Regions from separate parts of the Homo sapiens genome. Here region 1 is linked to region 2. A link is an interaction called in ENCODE POLR2A ChIA-PET data of the cell type or tissue named here. Cell type or tissue: A673. All regions are shown on one strand.

Region 1 (8,000 bases), 81 kb before region 2:
TGTTATGAAATAACTTTGGATACATTTTTATTCCAAGTAAAAGGAGATACTTGTCTTTAAAAACTAATAACCTTTGGGAAATTAGTCTTCCATGGGTTGGGTGACCTAACGTTCTGCTCTTTCTGAAACAGGCTCTATTTACACCTGTCACCCTGGTACTTTGTCCAGTTAGTGCCCCTTTTTACTTTCAAAAGTGTCCCAGTTTGAACTGGACTGTGGTGATACTGCACAGCTCTGTACGTTTGCCAAAAAGCATTAAATTGTACACTTACCATGGGTAGATTTTATGGTATGTAAATTTACACCTCAATAAAGTTATTTAAAAAGAAGTCCCAATTTGAATGACAAGTTAGATGGTCACCCGATCCATATGCCATGGCCTGAAGGGCTTAAAAGTGGTTAAGTGACATTCTGCAAAGGGACAATTATCCCAAGGAATTCTTTTACAAGAAGGTAAACTTTCTTTTCTACCAAGACAACTTCTAGCCACGTGACATCAAAATAAGACCTTGCCAAAAAGAAAGTCTCAGAGATCCAATGATATAGAAGTTGATCTCTATAGGCCCTGCCATTAATGATTCATTGACCTTGTAAATATGAAAGCAACACTATTAATTATCCCGATTTAATGAGGCAACCTCAATAAACCTAAGCCAGCGTGCAACTCTAAATAAAATCTGCTCTAAAACCATAGGTGGTCTCTATTTGCTTCAAAAGGATACATATATTGTTAAAAGCTTTGGCGTGTTGCTGGCTTTAGATATTAAAGCTAGAAACTTTATCAACTTCAACTTTAACTCTGGAGTCCAGGAATCCTAAAGAAAAAAGGGAACAAAAATACAAACATTAGATTACTAAGTACCAATAGCATCATCAAGTTGAGGTCATTAGGCTAAAAAACCCTGCACAGTGATTGAAACCAAAACCAAAATGCCAGTGACGTGAGGCTGTGAAAAACAGGTCTTAGGACATCTGACCAACTCATTTACAGAAGATTCAAGTGCCCACAGTAGGAAGAAAAAATAGAGTTCTTTCATAAACAGGGAAAAAATAACCCTGAACATGATTTGAGTATTTCATGTGATTTAAACACAGTCGTGACAAGGAACCTTATTAGGCTGCATACCAAAAATAGTTCAGTACAGTCTAGGCACGCACAGCACTGGGAGGCGTAACATAAACAATTATCACTAAGTTACTGAGAGTCTCCCCAAGAAAGGGACTCATTTCCACAAACCTCGTCTAGATAAGAAAAAAGGACAGAAGCTATTTTCTGCCACAAATACCCCACCATGTCAAGAATTATGATATAGTCTTAGCATGATTTGTCCTTTAAAAACAAATTATTTATCTCAAATAATGCTCATCAAGAAGAAAAAATTAATGACTTAAATAAGAAAAAACATAACAAGTAACAATCTTTGTCTCAGGACAATTTTCCTTATACTCTTTATACAGAAATATCTTCCACCCAAACCAAGAAGTTCCACAAAAATGCAGCGAAGCCACTAAAAATTCATACCCACCATCCTCTTAGATGCTGCCCCATGGCCCTCAGACCTTTCCATCCTTCCCCACTGTCTCTGCCTCTCCAGCTCTGTACCCTCCTCCATGCCTCCCACCCCCACCCAATCATTCTAGCCAGCATGTCATCTGATTTCTAGAAAAAATACTGCCAGATGAGCAGAAAGTTCTTTTTTTTTTTTTTTTTTGAGACAGAGTCTTGCTTTGTCACCCAGGCTGGAGTGCAGTGGCTCGATCTATGCTCACTACAACCACCGCCTCCCAGGTTCAAGCAACTCTCCTGCCTCAGCCTCTTGAGTAGCTGGGTCGAGGGTCACCAAGCCTGGCTAATTTTTGTATTTTTTTTTTTTTTGGTAGAGACGGGGTTTCACCATGTTGGCCAGGCTGGTCTCGAACTCCTGACCTCAAGTGATCTACCTGCCTTGGCCTTCCAAAGTGCTGGGATTACAGGCATGAGCCACCATGCCCGACCAGAGAGTTCTTATATTTTTAAAAAATTGTGTAATTCCCTGATACTGCATGATAACTTTGTTTATAAGGTGTGTGTTATTATGGATTGAACTGTGTTCCCTCAAAATACATGCTGAAGTCCTAACCCCTGGTACCTCAGAACATGAGGTCATTGGGAATGGGGTCGTTGCAGATGTAATTAAAGTTAAGATAAGGTCACACTGGAGTAGGGTGTGTCCTTAATCCAATATGACCTTAATCCAATATGTCCTTACAAGAAGAAGAAAATTTAGACACAGACACAGAAGGAAGACGGCCATGGGACAATGGAGACAGAGACTGGAATGATGCTGCCACAGTCACAGAACACCCGTGGCTACAAGAAGCTGGGAGGGGAAAGGAAGGATCCTCCCCTAGGATTCAGGGACAGCATAGCCCTGCCAACACCTTGATTTCAGATTTGCAGCCTCCAGAACTGTAAGACAACGAATGCCTGCTGTCTTAAGGCATCTGGCCTGTGGTACTTTGCTAGGGCAGCCCTAGGGAAATCACCCAGGTGCTACAACTCAAGGTGGTCTACGCTCAACCACACAGAGAAGAATCTCAGGAAAGGACTGCTATGTCTCAAAAAACAAACAAAACAAAATGCTTGGGACATACAGACTTCCAGTTAGATTGCTCTGTTGTTGATTACTATTTTGTATTACCAACAAATATGTGTTTTCAATGTAATTACTTACTTTATGATGCTCTGCTAATGACAGGGATGAGACTGAAATAAAGCCTCTTTGGACATGAGTCACCTATTTTTTTCTTGACCATTCTTATTTTTTCTGTGCTTTCAACTCTGAGAATAAGAACATTTCCAAGCTGGGCGTGGTGGGTCGATTTGTTAAATGAACAGGAGGTCAGAGACAGGAGGAAAATTAGAGCTAGGAAGCCAAGGAATTTTTTTTTTTTTTTTTTTTTTTTGAGATGGAGTCTCGCTCTGTTGCCCAAACTGGAGCGCAGTGGTGTGATCTCGACTTGCTCCAACCTCCGCCTCCCGGGTTCAAGAGATTTTCCTGCCTCAGCCTCCGGAGTAGCTGGGATTACAGGCATTAGCCACCATGCCCAGCTAATTTTTGTATTTTTAGTAGAGACAGGGTTTCACCATGTTGGCCAGGCTGGTCTGGAACTCCTGACCTCAGGTGATCCGCCCACCTTGGCCTCCCAAAGTGCTAGGATTAGAGCTGTAAGCCACTGCACCTGGCCTAAAGTTTTAATGTGTTAAAGAAATAAAAGACAGGAAGGAATGAGAGACTATAAAAATGTCCCAGCAATTTCAATAAACAACAAAAAAATAAACTTCTGAAAAAAAAAGAGTTAACTGAAATTACAAATTCAATGAAAAGGTTAAAGAACAGACTAAACATAGCTGGAGGGTGAGTTTGTGAACTGGAAGGCAGATGTGAAGAGATCACCCAGAATACAGCCAGAGAGATTAAGAGAAGGAAACATAAGATGTTAAAAGGTATGGCGAGCACAATGATTTGCACGTTCTTAGCACTACTCAGCTGAACCCTCAGAAATGGTCAAAATGGTGGTGGCGCACGCCTATAGTCTAGCTACTCGGGAGGCTGAAGTGGGAAGATCACTTGAGCCCAGGAGGTCAAGGCTGTAGTGAGCTATAATCATGCACTCCAGCCTGGGGGATAGAGTGAGACCCCATCTCTTTAATACTAAAAAGAAAAGTCAAAATGGTAAATTTTATGTTATGTGTATTTTACAATTTTTTTAATGAAAAAAAAAGACATGGAGAATATAATAGGTCTAATATACATTTAGTCAGATATCTAGGAGATAATAAAGAGAATGATACTATACAAAGAGATACTAATTGAGAATTTTTCAGAGTTGTTGAAAGACACAAAACTTCACATCCAGGAAACCCAACAAATCTCAAGTAAAAATAGAAATCTATCCCTAGAAACACTGTAGGGAAATGATACAAACCCAGAGGCCAGATAAAAGAGATTGATCACCTTCAAAGGAACGGCAATTAGACTGACAGCCAACTTCAAAATAGCAGCAATGCGAGCTAGGAAATGATGCAATCTAGCTAGGATTTGTATCTTCAATGTAGTAAGAGACAATAACTGTAAACCTAGTATTCTAATCCTATCTGAGAAAGCAATAAAGACACTGCAGTCAAACAAGAACTGAAAGAAGAGATCTTCAAGGAAAGGGGGTTTTAAAGACATGTACTTAAATAAGAGGAGACGACTATCCCAGATGGAAGAGGTCTTTAACACAAGATGGAATGATGAACAAAAATACTGGTAGCTATAAGGGAAAATCTACACACACTGATTGCATAAAATAGTAAAACTTCTTAATTTGTACATTTAAAATATATAACTAAGATACTTGACAAAAAAAAAAAGGACATAAATTGTGAAGGGGATGAATGAAGTTAATGCATTCTGAGTTCCTTGAATGTTCTGGAAGAAAATAAAGATTAAATTTAGACTTTATGGCTGGGCGTGATGGCTCATACGTGTAATCCTAGCACTTTGGGAGGCTGAGGCAGGCGGATCACCTGAGGTCAGGAGTTTGAGACCAGCCTGGCCAACATGGTGAAACCCCGTCTCTACTAAAAATACAAAAATTAGCCGGACATGGTGGCGTGTGCCTATAATCCCAGCTACTCAGGAGCCTGAGGCAGGAGAATCGCTTGAACCCGGGAGGTGGAGGTTGCAGTGAGCCAAGATTGAGCCATTGCACTCCAGCCTGGGTGACAAGAGTGAAACTCCATCTCAAAAAAAAAAACAAAAGACTGACTTGATTATGTATACATACTAAAATATCTGTGATTACCATTAAAAGAACATATGTAGACTAACAAAAGAAAAAAATGGAATAAAATGAATCTCCATGAATACGGAAGGTCATTAAATTCCTTAAACCACCAGAAGCTGAACTCCACCTTGGAACACCAAATCTGAGTGAGTCAAGCTGCCAGCTGCAGCCTCTGCTAGGCCCCATCCCCGATTCTGCCAGCTCTACTGCCACCTGGATCCAAGCTTTATCTATGCCACTATGCCAGAATATTCACGAACAGAATACTTAGGAACAGAAGTCTCACTGTGAGAAAATCTACCATCTCCTTCCAAGAATATTTATTTTTAGAAATTTTTTAATTTAATTTTTAATTTTTTAAAATTTATTTTTATTATTTTCTTTGTTTTATCCTCGAAGACATCTGAACCCTTCCAGATTTAATCACCTTCTTAACCACTTTTTTCTTCAACCTTCTGGGAGAGGAAGTAGGTAAAACTAAATCTAGAATGATCAAGAAAAAACAGCAAAAATTTCAACTTGGGCTACTCTACAAAAGGCCTGCTTTAATGAAAGCGGTCAACTAAGTAACCTTCAGTTTAGCAGTTACTATTCAGGAGGGATGAAAGTTGTTTTACAGAATTACAACTGAATGGGATGCTGAAATGTACTGGGATTTGGAAGAATTGCATCAGTTGCTGTTGAGTGAGAGTGACCTGGGTGACAGAATGAGACTCTGTCTCCAAAAAACAAACAAACAAGGCGCGGTGGCTCACGCCTGTAATCCTAGCACTTTGGGAGGCCGAGGCAGGTGGATCACCTGAGGTCAGGAGTTCAAGACCAGCCTGGCCAACATGGTGAAACCCCATCTCTACTAAAAATACAACAATTAGCCAGGTGTGCTGGTGCGCACCTGTAGCTCCAGCTAAACTCAGGAGGCTGAGGCAAGAGAATCGCTTCAACCCAGGAGGCAGAGGTTGCAGTGAGCCGAGATCGCGCCACTATACTCCAGCCTGGGCGACAAAACCAACCAAACAAACAAACAAAACATATGTGTGTTACAATTCATAGGACTATACATCCTGAAAAAGTCAATTCTGTGTGTGATAATGTAAAAATTGTTAGGTTGCCATTCGAGCAGGTGAGAATCCTTGCTTTCTGTAATTTTTTTTTTTTTTTTTGAGACAAGGTCTCACTCTGTTGCCCAGGATGGAGTGCAGTGGCACTCCTGGTTCACTGCAACCTTCACCTCCCGGGTTTGAGCAACTGTTCTGCCTCAGCCTCCTGAGTAGCTGGAATTACACACCCGGCTAATTTTTGTACTTTTAGTAGAGACGGGGTCTCCCCATGTTGGCCAGGCTGGTCTCAAACTCCTGGCCTCAAGTGATGCACCCACCTCGGCCTCCCAAAGTGCTGGGATTACACGTGTAAGCCACCGTGCTCAGCCAACTTTCTGTAACATTTTAACACTGGTACACATATGCCTAAAAACTACTTTTGTTTGCTTTGATGTATATACAAAGGGAATCACATAGCATGTCCTCTCTTGTATCTGGCTTAAGATTTCATCAATGTGTAATTTAGTTCATTCATTCTCATTGATGTATAATATTCCATTGTGTGAATATAATACAATGTATTTATGCATGCTCCTGTTGGTGTACAATTGGGTTGTTCCTAGTTTTTGCTATTACAAAGTGTTAATTACTATAACTCTTCCAGATTTAATGTATGTAGAAGTTGCAAACCACTGCTAGTATAGGATGGCAAAAACCAAACCTAACTAACCATCCAATAGGAGACTGACTAAACAAATTATGGTTATAACTAAAAATAATACTAATGTAAGCAAATTTTAGTTTTTTTAAAGCATCATTCAGAAGCCCCCAGCATACAGAAGGTAAAACCACAATGTCACCCAGGATCTGACACAAGAGTTAAAAGCTGACATTTACCTGGAAGAGTTCTTTAAATGAGGGGTGCACCATAGGGTTGGGAACAAAAGGAAGGGCATAGAAAGGAAGAAACTCTGTGGTCTGGCTCAAGGCTGCCCCTTTGGTCTCCAGGTAGGTTTTGAAGTAGGAAATCTTTTCATCCAGCTCCTCTTTGTCCTAGAAGAAGGGAAAACACTTGTTTGAGGTCTCCAGATCAATGCCCAGTCTATCTGCTCACCCCATCCTCTCTCTGAGGCTCCTTCTGTCCCAGTCGTGTCGCTGGCATCCCCTATCTAACCTGGCAGGTGCATTGTCTCTAGAATTCTACCATCCACCCTAAATTTCCCCCTTAATGAGACTATGTCAGGAAGATCAGACAACTATATATACAGTTCAATATGCTGCTTTTTAACTTTATTATTGCCATTTTCTCATGTCCTTAAAATTCTTCATAAACATTTTTAATGGCAGGACAAAACCTCATGTTGTCTATCACATTTATTTAACTAGCTTCCCCATTATTACCTAGACACATTGCTTCTACTTTTCAGATATAAATAAGTATCTGTCTGCATTACCATGCCTCCAGCAGGAGCGGTTTCTAAAGATTAACAGGCATTTCTTTATGGTGTTGGAAACAAAAGCTTCCAAGTCACTCCTTTCCTTTCTTGTGCTAAGGCCTGGGCTCGCTCTGTGTCACTACTCCATGTGGATCCCAGGCAAGTCAGTTCCCCTCTCGGGGCTTCTATCTCCTCTTGGCCCTCAATGAGAAAACCAGAGGAGGTGAATGTGGGGCTTTGCTCCCACACTGGCTCTACTAATCATGGCCTTCACAGTCTCGTACATAGACTAAGCCTGTTCTTACAAACACATCTCAGTTGACCTATACCATGAGCCCTCTTTTGACCCCCAGACTTAAACAGAAATACAAACAGAAAATGAAAATCTCCTGTGATCTTCCCTGCAAGAGTGATAACCTGAGGAAGAGCCTTCCAACAACGGCTACCACAATGTATGGTCCTGCTGCTCCCTCCACCACTGTCCCCACCGTTGGTGTTCTGACATTCTCATGTGTTCACCTTGGTCCATAGGGCAGTCATTAATGCACGGGGTCAAATGCCAGCTTGCCTCTGCTGCCCTTCTGTCATTTACTCTGCACTCAAAGCTCAGCCACCGCAGCAGCTTCACATTTCAGCCTTCTCCTCTCTTCCCATCTCCAGCCCCATCTGGGAAAGGACTACAGATGCTAAATTCAACCTATCACTCAAAAGG
Region 2 (8,000 bases):
TTATCTAGAAATAAAGGCTTGTTTAGTATGAGTAATAAAAAAACTTTTCATTCAATTAACTTGTCAGATGCTGTGTTTCAAAGAACATTTGCTCCTAGATATCATATTAAGTTCAGAATAATCTGAAAAGAAAAAAGAATCTAATTTACATTTAACTTATGAGGCCTGACATAAATGTCAACTTAAGACTCGAGGGGGGAAATACTTAGTAAAACATACAACTATATTCTTCCTTTGTTTACAGAACAGATGTGTTGTAGAAAAAAAATAAGGCCAATTTCTATAACTACATTCGATATACCCAATGACATCTCTAGTAAAACTGAAGATACATTCTCATGTAAGAAATTCTCCCCCCAAATAAATTAAAACATAAGTAAATTAATTAAAAATAAAAAAACTGGCCGGGCACAGTGGCTCATGCCTATAATCCCAGCACTTTGGGAAGCTGAGGCGGGTGGACAACCTGAGGTCAGGAGTTCGAGACCAGCCTGGCCAACATGGTGAAACCCCGCCTCTACTAAAAATATAAAAATTAGCCGGGTGTGGTGGCACATGCCTGTAATCCCAGCTACTCAGGAAGCTGAGGCAGGAGAATCGTTTGAACCCAGGAGGCGGAGGTTGCAGTGAGCCGAGATTGCACCACTGCAGTCCAGCCTGGGTGACAGAGTGAGACTCCATCTCAAAATAAATAAATAAATAAACAAACAAATAAATAAATAAAAACAAAAATAAAAAACAAAACTCTGTAATGACAGAGATGATGTCCAACTTGGTCACCATCACATCCTTTAATGATCTTGCCATCCATCATTCATGCAACAAACAAAGCTTTAATTTTAGGTTCCAGCAGTGAACATTATATTCTCAGTGATCTTACATTTCGGCAAAGACAAACAATAAATAAGTGTAAAATATATCAGGTGGTGGTAAGTGCTGTGAAGAAAAATAAAGCCCAGGCAACACAGCAAGACCTAGTCTCTATTAAAAAAAAAAAAAAATTAGCCTGGCATGGTGGTATGCGTTTGCAGTCCCAGCTAATTGGGAGGCTTGCTTAAGACTGGGAGATTGAGGCTGCAGTGAGCTATCATAGCCCCATTGTACTCCAGCCTGGGTGACAGTGACAAGAGTGAGACACTGTCTCAAAAAAAAAAAAAAAAAAAGTATAGCAGGGTAAGCAGACAGAATAGGATGAAATACTGGAAAGGAGGGATGTCTCTTTACAAATTTTTACACAATTGTTGCCATGTGTAGTGAAAAATAGCTTTTTTTTTTTTTTCTTTTGAGACAGAGTCCCACTCTTGTCGCCCAGGCTGGAGTGCAGTGGACCATCTCCACTCACTGCAACCTCTGCCTCCTGGGTTCAAGCAATTCTGCCTCAGCCTCCCGAGTATCTGGGATTACAGGCACCTGCCACCACACTAATTTTTTGTATTTTTAGTAGAGACAGGCTCTTGCCATGTTAGGCAGGCTGGTCTTGAACTCCTGACTTCAGGTGATCCGCCCGCCTCGGCATCCCGAAGTGCTGGGATTACAGGTGTGAGCCACCGCGCCCAGCAGGTTAATTTTTGTATTTTTAGTAGAGAAGGGGTTTCACCAAGTTACCCAGGCTGGTCTCAAACTCCTGATCTCAGGTGATCCACCCGCCTTGGTTGCCCAAAGTGCTGGGATTACAGGTGTAAGCCACCACACCTGGCCTTTTTTTTGAGATGGAGTTTCACCCTTGTCCCCCAGGCTAAAGTGCAAGGGCATGATCTTGGCTTACTGGAACCTCCACCTCCTGGGTTCAAGCAATTCTCCTGCCTCAGCTGCCTGAGTAGCTGGCATTACAGGTGCATGCCACCACGCCTGGCTAATTTTTGTATTTTTAGTAGAGTTGGGGTTTTGCCATGTTGCCCAGGCTGGTCTTGAACTCCTGACCTCAGGTTATCCAACCGCCTGGGCCTCCCAAAGTGCTGTGATTACAGGTGTGAGCCACTGCACCTGGCCAAAAATAGCTATTTTTATTCCCAGCCTCAATAATCTTTCATGTGACTAGAAAAACTTATTTGTACACAATACCAACACTCTTTTTTTTTTTTTTTTTTTTGAGATGGAGTCTTGCTCTGTCACCCAGGCTGAAGTGCAATAGCGGGATTTTGGCTCACTGCAACTTCTGCCTCCTGGGTTCAAGCAATTCTCCTGCCTCAGCCTCCTGAGTGGCTGGGGTTACAGGCGTGTGCCACCATGCCTGTCTAATTTTTGTATTTTTAGTAGAGATGGGGTTTCACACCATGATGGTCAGGCTGATCTCAAACTCCTGACCTCGTGATCTGCCCACCTCAGCCTCCCAAAGTGCTGGGATTACAGGTGTGAGCCACAGTGCCTGGCCCACAATACCAATATTCTTTATTGGAAAAAAATTCAAGGAATCTAAAATTTTTAGATTCCTGGAATCAGTCCATAAACTTACAACTATGTTTTGTTTTGAGTTTGGACAACAGATGATAAAAAAAGTGACTCCTTTCTCTCTGATGCAAAGGCACTGGGAGCAAAGCCTTGCTCTCAGTCTTATACATACACACTTTGTTAAAAGGTTCACTTCTGGGAGGTGGCCAAGGTTTGTGCATATGTGCTATGAGAGTCAAAGTGTCATGATTATGTCACTGCTGTGAATTATGAATACTTGTTATTTATGCAATAGCACATTTCTTTATGAATCTCATGATGAATTATGTTTTCAAATCATCACCTTACCCCATTCAACTCTTTTTTTATAACTTTTGAGGGCTTAACAAATACCAGGTTACCTATTAAGGTTAGATATGAGAAAACAGGTAAATAGCACATCGGTGATTTGCTTAAAACAGAAATGTTATCAAATCAGCCGATTTTGGTGGCTTCGGATGAGAACCTTGTTTTCCAGAATACTAATTATACAAATTAAACATGTAACATAATCATATAAAATAACCTGAGTAGTTATTTAACAACAACAAAAACTATTTTATTTTCTTCTTCTTCTTCTTCTTTTTTTTTTTTTTTTTAAGAAATCAATGGGCCAGGCACAGTGGCTCATGCCTGTAATCTCAGCACTGTGGGAGGCTGAGGCAGGAGGATCACTTGATCCCAGGAATGTGAGACCAGCCTGGGCAACATAGTGAGACCCCTTCTCCACAAAAAATAAAAAAATTAGCTGAGTGTGTTGGCAGTGGGCAGTGTTCCTGCCACTGCACTTCAGCCCAAGCAACAGAGCAAGACTCAAAAGAAAAAAAAAAAAAAAAAAAAAAAGAAAGAAAAAAAGCCTGGTGCGGTGGCTCATGCCTGTAATCCCAGCACTGTGGGAGGCCAAGGCGGGTGGATCACCTGAGGTCAGGAGTTCGAGACCAGCCTGGCCAACATGGTGAGACTGCGCCACTGCACTCCAGCCTGGATGAAAGAGTGAAATTCCGTTTCAAAACAAATAAACAAACAAAAAAAACAAAAACAAAAAACCCAGAAATCAATGATTTCAAAAAGAAATTCAAAAGCACTGTTTCAGTTACAGCTATCCATGTAATGTGACGATTTATTCTTAAGCAGCTTTGGGCAATCCAGCATCGCAGAATGAGGGAGTACTGGGAAGCTTTGTATGGCAAGTTTACTCTTACAGATCACATTGCACTTGTATTTTTACAGCTGTTACATAAATTCTGCGGCGAGGGAAAACAGTCTGGCGCCAAGAAAGAACTGACCCCATTGGCTGTGGGCTTTACCTTGTTTCCTGTACCAGCACAGCATATCCCCAAGGCCATTGCAGCTCCGTAGCGCACATGAGGGTTGTAACTCTCTGACAACAAAGAGACAACACTTGGGCACTGTTCAGGGGTTCTGATAAGAAACAGAAAGCGAAGCCACTGTTATAGGTAATCTATTTTAAGTTAAGACAGAAGAGTTTTAACCAAGTTGTTTTTGAAAAAGTTATAGGAAACAATGAGCATTTAAAACATAAATTGCAGAATTAAAAATCTTTCATAGAGTTCTAATTATTGATAGAAGAAATCTGATCTTCAATATTCAGAGAATATATGTACAGAAAGGGGACTCCTTTCTCAGTATAAGTGAGTCCTCAGCCATAGGTCTGGATTCCAGTTATTCTCTGGTACCTCCTCCATGGCAGGAACAGCCATGTTGGGGGTAGCACACTGCTCTACATCTATTTTCCTATTTCTTGGTTACTTTGCATTTTGTTCCAGAAGACAAAAGTCATTTATAGTAATTCCTGGACATTTCCTAAGTTACATGAAAGATTTAAATCCCCCAGTATCACTTTAGTTGAATAATAAACTGATAAAGAAGCCTTGATAATGAAGAAATTCTGACTTCTGCATTTTTGCTTTAGCAATTATTTTTGTGTTGGTAAGAAGAGAAATTATTTTTCATTCTCTCCATATTTGCAACAAGATAAAAAATAGGACAAACTTGACTAATGGTATACCTGACCCCATCTTTTAAAAGATGATCCTGGCTGGCACAGTGGCTATCCTTGAAGAGCAGCAGGACTAGGGTAATAACTAGAAGAGAATGTAAGAAGAGCTTCTGGAAGGCTGGTAATGTTATGATCTTGAATTGGGTACTGGTTACACAGGTGTATGCAGTTGTGAAAATTCATCAAGCTGTGGGCTAATGATTTTGTGCATGTTTTTGAATGTATATTAAACTTCAATAAAAAGATTTTTTTGCAGCCATGAAGAATGAAATCATGTTTTTTGCAGCAACATGGATGCAGATGGAGGCCATTATCCTAAGTGAATTAAGGCAGGAACAGAAAACCAAATACTGCATGTTCTCACTTATAAGTGAGAGCTAAACACTGGGTATTCATGGACATAAAGAAGGCAACAATGAACACTGGGAACTGGAGGGAGGAGGGAAGGGTGCTGGGTTGAAAAACTATTGGGTACTATGCATAATACTTGGGTGACGGGATCTACCGTCCCACAAACTTTAGCATCACACTATATACACACATAACAAACCTGCACATGTACCCCCAGAATCTAAGATAAAAGTTGAAATTACAAAAAAAAGAAAGAAAAAAAAGAAACTAGGCTCTTTCCTAGACTTTGAAGCTGCATATACAGCTCTAGATTTTTCACCATCGCCAAACATTTACTGAGACAAAACCAACACACATAAGAATGTGTATTAAAGGCGGGCACAGTGGCTCATGCCTGTAATCCCAGCACTTTGGGAGGCTGAGGTGGACAGATCACTTGAGGTCAGGAGTTTGAGACCAGATGGCCAACATGGTGAAACCTCCTCTCTGCTAAAAATACAAAAATTAGCCAGGCATGGTGGTGGGCAACTGCAACTTGCTACTCGGGAGGCTGAAGCAGGAGAATCCCTTGAACCCGGGAGGCAGAGGTTGCAGTGAGACAAGATTGCACCACTGTACTCCAGCCTGGGTGAGACAGCGAGACTCCATCTCAAGGAAAAAAATAAATAAATAAAATATATAATATATAAAATATAATATATAAATATATATTATACATAAAAATATATATATTTATATATTATATAATTATATATGGTACATAAATATATAACACAATATATATTATTTATATATTATAATTATATAATATATATAATATATATATACTATATGTAAATATAATATATATTATATATATAAAAGTGGCAAAGCGGCATAAACTACCTAAGATATGAATGCTAAGGAGAAAAAAATATCACAGAAAGAGGTAACAGTGGTCAGGAGACGAATTCACAGAGAATGCAGACATAAAGTGACTTTGAAAGTATTGGAAGAATTGGACAAATGATGAAGAGGAATATAGGCATCAGGATAAGGAAAGTAAGTCAGCAAAGGTCTAGAGATGGGAATTCACCTGGCTTGTCTAATTTGAACACAGTCAGTGTTTTTGTAGCACATGTAATAAAAAATAAAAGTGGAAAGGCAATTAAGAGCAAAATGATACAGTGTCTTGAATGTCAGGTTTAGCAATTTGCATTTTATTTTGCAGATAAATGGAATGATGATTTAGAAAGATTAAGGAGATACCTGTGAACAAGACAGGTTAAAAGCATGAAGGTGGAAAAACCAGCAAGAAAACTATTTCAGTAATTCAAACCAATAAAATAAAATTCATAAACTATTGGCCCAAGGGCCCAATCTGGCCCGTAGCAGATTTTATTTGGCCTACATACTTTAAAAAAATTCAAAATAAGTTGTCACCATTTAAGATGGGAATATTTCACATTAAAACCCGAATTTCCAACTTCTCCAGAAAGGCTGTTTCAAGACCTTCATAGTTCCTAGGGCCCAGGCACTGAGTTTGGAGGTCCTGCCCTACTTTCTTTTAAAAATACTAAAGTGAACCGAAATCCTACACTGAATATAATTTATATGTAACTGTATAGAAGTTGACTTGCATTTAATTAATTGACATTTTAGGGTTTTCAGACATTTAATTAAAACATTTATTTATTAAAAAGGCATTTTAAAAAAAGACTATCCTGTTATGAATGAAAACAATTACCACAAACCAACTCAAATCTATAATTCTATGTTGGAACTGTCCTCCAGCCTCAAACTCCAGACAGTGGTGAATTCAAATTTCAAAGGAGTAGAACGAAGTTTATGAAAACTGTAACTGTTAAAATGAAATTTTGCAGTAAGGAAAGGTTAGATTATTTTTCCCTACAATAGAGTCCATCACTCTTTCTTGAGAATGTTCTCAGTTTGCCTAAACTTCCTTGTATGAATAATTTGGAAATAATACTAATTGTCACTAGTATTATTAGAAACAGTATGGGAAAAACAGTATGGTGGTGTGAAAAAAGCAATATATTAGAAAACTAAAGATCTAGGTCCTAGTTCTAGTTTTGCTAAATTTGTTAGTTATGTGACATTAGACAAATCACTTGGGTTTTCTCCTTTATAATTAGAGATAGATTTTCTTGACTGTTTTCCAGGAATAACAAAAACCAGATGAGCAAGTAACTGAAAATATAGTAATAACATATATGCTATCAGTTATTATGTACTGAGAAAAATAACAGTAAGTTATATAAGAGGGAACCATGAAGTCTAAAACTCATGTTCTAGTTCCTGTTTTGTCTCTAAATAGTTGGGCCAATTTAGACAATGTTCAATCAACCAAACATTCCAGGGTCCTTTCCTCATCTGAAAAGAGGAAGAATGGGACTAGAAGTTCTGTAAGTCTGTTCCAACTTTACAATTCTACAGCATTTAAAAATGAACCAATTATTATAGGTTTAAATCAATGCCTATTATTATAGGACAACTTTTCTTCAATGAGTAACATTCCAATGAAATAAAAATAAAATTTAAAATGATATTACACCAAAGAGGCTATTGAAAAGTTATTCTAAAACTTGTAGTTGAAACTACCATTTAACTTCTATTTTCACTCCTATAAGGCTAAGAACTTAAAGCTCTTTCCGTAATTTGATACCCAAATCATCTAACAAACTCACTCAAGTGTTTTGCCACCTAATTAATTACCAATAAAACCACTCTAGACTGCACAAGGGCTGAGACTATATTTTCTGTCTCCCATAATTTGTTAGCACAGTGCCAGGTACTATAGGTAAAATAATTTTTATTACTTAATAAGAGACAAAGAGAGTTAAACTAAATTTACATTTAGAGACTTAGACAGCAAGTATTTTCTACTAAGTTCAAGGCCTAATGGTTAAGCACTAGGAAATACACCAAGCTCTTTCCTGTTCCACTTTTGCTTTCTCCCTTAAATTTATAATTCAGCTAGATAATCAAAACCAGGGAAAACTGACATACCTGTGAGTATTTCTTTCTAAGGCTAATTGAGTCTTGAATGGGCACAATTCTGATAGCAGAGGGATAAATGTTGTTGGAAAGGAATGAACACTGGAATGTGAGAAACAAGCTTGAGGAAAAGTAGGTAGAAAAACCATATTGATTTTGTGTAGAGGAATAATGAAGATAACACTAGAAATAAAAAATCAGGACT

Evidence for each region. Peaks named below come from ENCODE experiments on the same cell type or tissue, not always from the same donor. Only the 100,000 strongest peaks of a DNase experiment are listed, where the experiment ranks them.
Region 1: POLR2A ChIA-PET joins it to region 2 with 9 read pairs; 5 of 35 experiments call an interaction of 5 or more read pairs at or near these places.

What each region holds. Positions count from the first base shown.
Region 1 is chr2:231,215,543-231,223,542 of GRCh38, reverse strand. ARMC9 (armadillo repeat containing 9) reads right to left here. Exons shown (of 25, transcript NM_001352754.2): 5 at 6,750-6,905; 6 at 723-815. Among named protein-coding and RNA genes, the nearest start is that of ARMC9, 21 kb to the right of the region's middle. RefSeq lists an enhancer at 804-1,103. In A673, no CTCF peak of the experiment used is centred here; no DNase peak of the experiment used is centred here; H3K27ac peaks cover 413 bases.
Region 2 is chr2:231,134,585-231,142,584 of GRCh38, reverse strand. PSMD1 (proteasome 26S subunit, non-ATPase 1) reads right to left here. Exons shown (of 25, transcript NM_002807.4): 17 at 3,735-3,849. Among named protein-coding and RNA genes, the nearest start is that of HTR2B, 14 kb to the right of the region's middle. In A673, no CTCF peak of the experiment used is centred here; no DNase peak of the experiment used is centred here.